2 separate regions of the Homo sapiens genome follow, and region 1 is linked to region 2. Evidence: read pairs that join two places in POLR2A ChIA-PET (ENCODE). Cell type or tissue: GM12878. All regions are shown on one strand. Each heading gives the region's core, and the rest is flanking DNA. Links, peaks and the distances in the headings are about the cores only. Region 1 has its middle 17 kb from the start of UBE2K. Region 2 overlaps SMIM14 (small integral membrane protein 14).

Region 1 (2,814 bases), core at 247-2,746, 55 kb before region 2:
AGCTTGAACTTAGGAGTTCAAGGCTGCAGAGAGCTGTGATCTCACCATTGCACTCCAGGCAGGGCAACAGAGTGACACCCTGTCTCGAAATAAATAAATAAAAATAATCTGTGAAACTTGCCTGACTTCTCCAAACAAAGTTACATCCTCTTTCATGTGGCCACAACATCTGCCACATATCTCTACTGTAGTACTCATCATGTTCTGTTGCAGTTATTTATTTATATTTCTGTACCCTTTACTAGGCTGTAAGCATTTTATAATCAGGAACCAAGTCTTTTCATTGTTGTATCCTGATACCTAATACAAAGTTCTTCATAATGAGTGCTCAGTAAGTATTTGATATGATAGGGTTAATAATGAATGAAATTAAATGTGATGGTACTTTGAGAGTATAAAGTGATAAATAAATGAAAGGCTATCAAAAGCCCATGTGGTAGTCATGACCATGGGCTCTGACACCAGATTGCCTCAGTTTGAATCTTATCTCCCTACTTACTAGCTGTGTGATCTTGGGCAAATAAGTTAACTTCTCTATACTTGAGTTCCCCTATCTGAAATGGGTCTAATAGTGATTACTACATAGGATTATTAGGAGGATTTTAAAAGTTAACATAGGCCGGGCGCAGTGGCTCACACACTTTGGGAGGCCGAGGCAGATGGATCACCTGAGGTCAGGAGTTCGAGACCAGCTTGGCCAACATGGTGAAACCCTGTCTCTACTAAAAATACAAAAATTAGCTGGGTGTGGTGGTGGGTGCTTGTGATCCCAACTGCTCAGAGGCTGAGGCACGAGAATCGCTTGAACCCAGAAGGCGGAGGTTACAGTGAGCCAAGATCGTGCCATTGCACTCCAGCCTGGGGGACAAGAGAAAAACTCCGTCTCAAAAAAATAAAAATAAAAATAAAAACAAATAAATAAATAAAATTAACATAGACTTCTCCTTCTAGGAAGAAATTGAATAGATGCACTTTTCCCTATTTCTTCTATTAGTTGCAACTAAGATCCTTGGACATTGAATATAAAACAAAATATAAGAAGACACTTAAAAGTCTAGCAGAGAAAGCAGACCAGCTAGAGACCTTGATACCCAAAGAACAACATGGTACTGAGTTCCCTGGGTTTTCTTTTACTGCATATATCCCAGACTAGACACTGAAAAAGCAAGCAACCTAGAAACAGCAATGGCCACAGACAAAAAAGAAGGCATAAGAAAAGCCTGCACAAGCCCCGCCCTCCCCTCTCTTTTTTTTTTTTTTTTTTGAGACAGGGTCTCACTCTGTCATGCAGGCTGGAGTGCAGTGGCACAATCATAGCTCACTTCAGCCTTGAACTCCTCTTCCCTATCTCAGCCTCCCGAGTAGCTGGGACCACAGGTGCATGCCACCATGCTCAGCTAATTTTTGTATTTTTTGTAGAGACTGGGTTTTGCTATGTTGCCTATGGCTGGTCTCAAACTCCTGGGCTCAAGGGATCCACCCACCTCGGCCTCCCAAAGTGTTAGGATTACAGGCGTGAGCCACTGCATCTGGCTAAGTCTGCTGTCTCTAACCAAGGGCCAAATGATCAGGAAAGGAGTGGCCTAGCAAGACAGAAAACCTTTAGATCAAGCTTGTCCAACCCATAGCCCACAGGCCACATGCAGGCCAGGACAGCTTTGAATGTGGCCCAACACAAATTTGTAAACTTTCTTAAAAATACTATGATATTTTTATGCAATTCTTTTTTTTTTTTTTTTTTTTTTGAGACGGAGTTTCTCTCTTGTTGCCCAGGCTGGAGTGCAGTGGTGCGATCTCGGCTTACTGCAACCTCTGCCTCCCTGGTTCAAGTGATTCTCCTTCCTCAGCCTCTCAAGTAGCTGGGATTACAGGCACCCACCATCACGCCTGGCTAATTTGTGTACTTTTAGTAGAGACGGGGTTTCGCCTTGTTGGCCAGACTTGTCTTGAACTCCTAACCTCAGGTGATCCACCTGCCTCAGCCTCCCAAAGTGCTGGGATTACAGGCCTGAGCCACTGCGCCCGGCTCCTCTTTTTTTTTTTTTTAAGCTCATCAGCTATCATTAGTGTTATTGTATTTTATGTGTGGCCCAAGACAATTCTTTTTCTTCCAATGTGGCCCAGGAAAGCCAAAAGGTTGGACACCACTGCTTTAGATAATAGATGCTCTACTCTAGTAAAGCATAACAGAAGAAAACAAAACAAAACAAAACAAAACAAACAGAAAAACAAAAAAACCCAAACTGTGGCCACCTACATGATTAGCAGCAAAAGCCCACTGGAGAGCCTAGACTTCTATTCTTTCCAAGCTGTGATGTGTCAGCCCAGCTCTCCTGTAGGGTAGTGTTAGAGAAAGTCAAATGGAAATTGACTTTCATCTCTGCCTGGTGGTAAAGAATATTGAATGCCCCATGGTGTCAGTGGAGACCACACAGGGAGCCTGGACTTCCATCCACACCCGTCACCCTTCTTCCTTGTAAGTGATGTCAGAGGAAGCCTAGTGGAAAGTCAGGACCACTAGGTCCTTTCCCCATCTCTCACTGGTAACAAGGCCACACATATCCTTACTGTCTCAGTGGAGACCATGTGGGGAGCCAGCACTCTAATGAAATGTCCCTCTTCCACCCATAGTATCAACAGAGGAGAACCGGGACTTTCACCTGGTTCTCCTCTGTTGATACTGTGAGCGGAAGAAGGGACATTCTTCCACCCACCTTAACCCACCCTGTGTCAGAGGTAGGGCTGATCCCAACATGAGATTTAATTAAATAAATAAGATCTACTCCAAATACCCAGGTCTCAATTAAAAAGTCA
Region 2 (2,814 bases), core at 222-2,721:
TTACCCCTGGACCTTGACCAGGCACAGAGAGAATTCTTAGGATTGTACAAGAGTAAACTGCGGCCAGGAAAGGACAGGACATTAGTAGGTGAGAGACCAAGATTAAGAACAGAAGACTTCTTTCTTTTCTTTCCCTTTTATGCAGATGAGTGATAACTTTGGCCCCAGTGGAACACACACACTCCAGAGCACTATACAGAGAACTTGGGCTAAGGGTTAAAGATACTTTGGTCTTCAACTGACCCCAAGTTTTAAAACTTTTTCAGTTTATTAAGTACTGTTACAAATTCTCACTTGATCTTTGCGCAACTGTTTAAAATGAATAGTTTCAATTATCACTCTTGTTTTATAGATAAACTGAAGTCACAACAAGGCTAAGTGATTTATCTATTAATATTTCTCAGTACTGCCTTAAGTTTTTTGTCTAAGGATGTTCTTTCTGCTGTCCCATGATGTTTTGGCAAGTGTTGTCTAAAGTGATCCTAGAATAGGAGTCAGATAGAGGTAAAGAAAAAAGGGTCGCCAAGGAAAGAGAAGGTAATGTTTAAGACAGTCCTTTGGTCTGAATGCTTGTGTTCCCCACAATTCATATTTGAAATCCTAACCCCCAGTGTGATAGTATTAGGAGGAGGTGGGCCTTTGGGTAGTGATTAAGTCATGAGGGTGGAGCCATCATCATGAGGAGTAGTGCCCTTATAAAAGAGGGCTCAGAGAGCTGCTTGCCCTCTTCCACCATAGTAGGACACAGTGAGAAGGCACCATCTACCAACCAGAGAGTGGGTCCTCAGCAGACACTGAATCTACCAGTGCCTTGATCTTGGACTTCCTAGCCTCCAGAACCGTGAGAAGTAAATTTCTGTTTGTAAGTTACCCAGTCTGTGTTATTTTGTTTAAGCATCCCAATAGACTAAGGCACCTGAGAAAATAGGGTCACATTTAATGAGAATTTCTAGAAAAATGGTGGCCACCTGGGGGATGAATCTTAACAGAATCATGTGTTGCAGAGAAATGGAAACATTAAGGAGATGAGGAAATTCTCTCTGACCTTGAAGAGTTAAGCCTAGTAGTGATGGAATAGAAGGTCAAGGAGAAAAGCGTTCTCCTTTCCTTGAGTTTTGAGCTTTCTCCAAAGTAGTGATCACAAAGGTAATTTGTAACATTTATTTAGTTGTTAATTATCTATTGGTATGCAATTATTTAATTTAAATTAACAGTTAACTTGATTGCAAGCTCTTGATGGTAAAAGCTACCTTTGTTTCTTCTGTATCCTCCTCTGAACTCTCTTGCTGGTTACTTTGTCCCCTGAGAATTTGTTAGATACATCCTTTTCAAGAAAGGAGAAGTGAGAGAAGACAGGGCGTTTGAATCCCACCTCCTGTGCTGTGTGACTGGGCAAATTACTGAAGCTTTCAGAGCCTCAGTTCTTTCCTCTTTCCAATTCAAGTGATTCTTAATTGAGTGGGCGAGAACTGCTGTATCTCCAAAGTTGTAATAGTGCCACTTGTGAAGTTGTGATTTGTTGAATATAAATAAATGAAGACTTGGTATACTCTAATCCAGTGGTCCCCAACCTTTTTTGCACCAGGGACCATTTTCATAGAAGACAGTTTTTTCAGTGGGCTGGGGCAGGGGTGGGGGGCGTGGGGAGAATGGTTTTGGGATGAAGCTATTCTACCTCAGATCATCAGACATTATTTTTTCATAAGGATCGTGCAGCCTAGATCCCTCGCATGCAGTCGCTCCAGTGAGAATCTAATGCCACCGCTGATCTGATAGAAGGCAGAGCTCAGGTGGTAATGCTCAGGTGGTAATGCTTGCTGGCCCGCACCTCACCTCCTTCTGCTGTGCTGCCAGGTTCCTAACAGGCCACAGACCAGTACCAGTCCATGGCCTGGAGGCTGGGGACCCCTGCACTAATCTATACCTGATCTATACAGTGGCCTCTGGCCATGCTGACGTAGTTGCTTCTGTATATTCCTGTTGTATTCTGTGGAAAATAAACTTCTGTTGTCCTTTCTTGCCTGCTGTAGTCTCTTCCTTTTGAATAGTATGCCCTCTGAAAAGGGTGTCTTTAAGCTTTCACTTTCTTGTAAAATTATAAGAATTTCAGGGATTGGCTGGGTGCAGTGGCTCACGCCTGTCATCCCAGCACTTTGGGAGACTGATCACCAGAGGTCAGGAGTTTGAGACCAGCCTGACCAACATGGTGAAACCCCGTCTCTACTAAAAGTACAAAAATTAGTTGGATGTGGTGGCGCGTGCCTGTAGTGCCAATTACTCGAGAGATTAAGGCAGAGAATCACTGGAACCCGGGAGGTGGAGGTTGCAGTGAGTCTAGATTGCGCCACTGCACTCCAGCCTGGGCAACAGAGCAAGACTCCGTCTCAAAAAAGAAAAAAAAAATTGTAATGATGAGTTTCAGGGAGTTTTAATCCTGCGTGAGTTTAGATCACAGAGAATTGTGACATCAAGGGCATGTAATGGGGTTTATTTCAACATTTAAATTTTGTATGTCTTTAACTTCTCCCAGGTATAGCTTTAGAATAATTTTTAGCAAACATTAATTGACCAATTTGAACTTGAGTCTGCATCCTTTTCTTTTTCTTTCTTTCTTTTTTTTTTTTTTTTGAGATGATGTCTCACCCTGTTGCCCAGACTGGAGTGCAATGGCATGATCTCAGCTCACTGCAACCTCCACCTCCTAGGGTCAAGCAGTTCTCCTGCCTCAGCCTCCCGAGTAGCTGGGATTACAGTCATGCACCACCACACCCAGCTAACTTTTGTCTTTTTTTTTTGTATCTTTAGTAGAGATGG

The links. ChIA-PET counts read pairs that join two places held together with the same protein. Peaks named below come from ENCODE experiments on the same cell type or tissue, not always from the same donor. Only the 100,000 strongest peaks of a DNase experiment are listed, where the experiment ranks them.
Region 1: POLR2A ChIA-PET joins it to region 2 with 5 read pairs; 25 of 35 experiments call an interaction of 5 or more read pairs at or near these places.

Annotation. Positions count from the first base shown.
Region 1 is chr4:39,679,656-39,682,469 of GRCh38, reverse strand. No RefSeq gene overlaps it. Among named protein-coding and RNA genes, the nearest start is that of UBE2K, 17 kb to the left of the region's middle. In GM12878, for the core only: no CTCF peak of the experiment used is centred there; no DNase peak of the experiment used is centred there.
Region 2 is chr4:39,625,032-39,627,845 of GRCh38, reverse strand. All of the region lies in intron 1 of SMIM14 (small integral membrane protein 14), which reads left to right. Among named protein-coding and RNA genes, the nearest start is that of SMIM14, 12 kb to the left of the region's middle. RefSeq lists an enhancer at 1,973-2,052. In GM12878, for the core only: no CTCF peak of the experiment used is centred there; a DNase peak (open chromatin) is centred at 1,375; H3K4me3 peaks cover 2,500 bases; H3K27ac peaks cover 2,500 bases.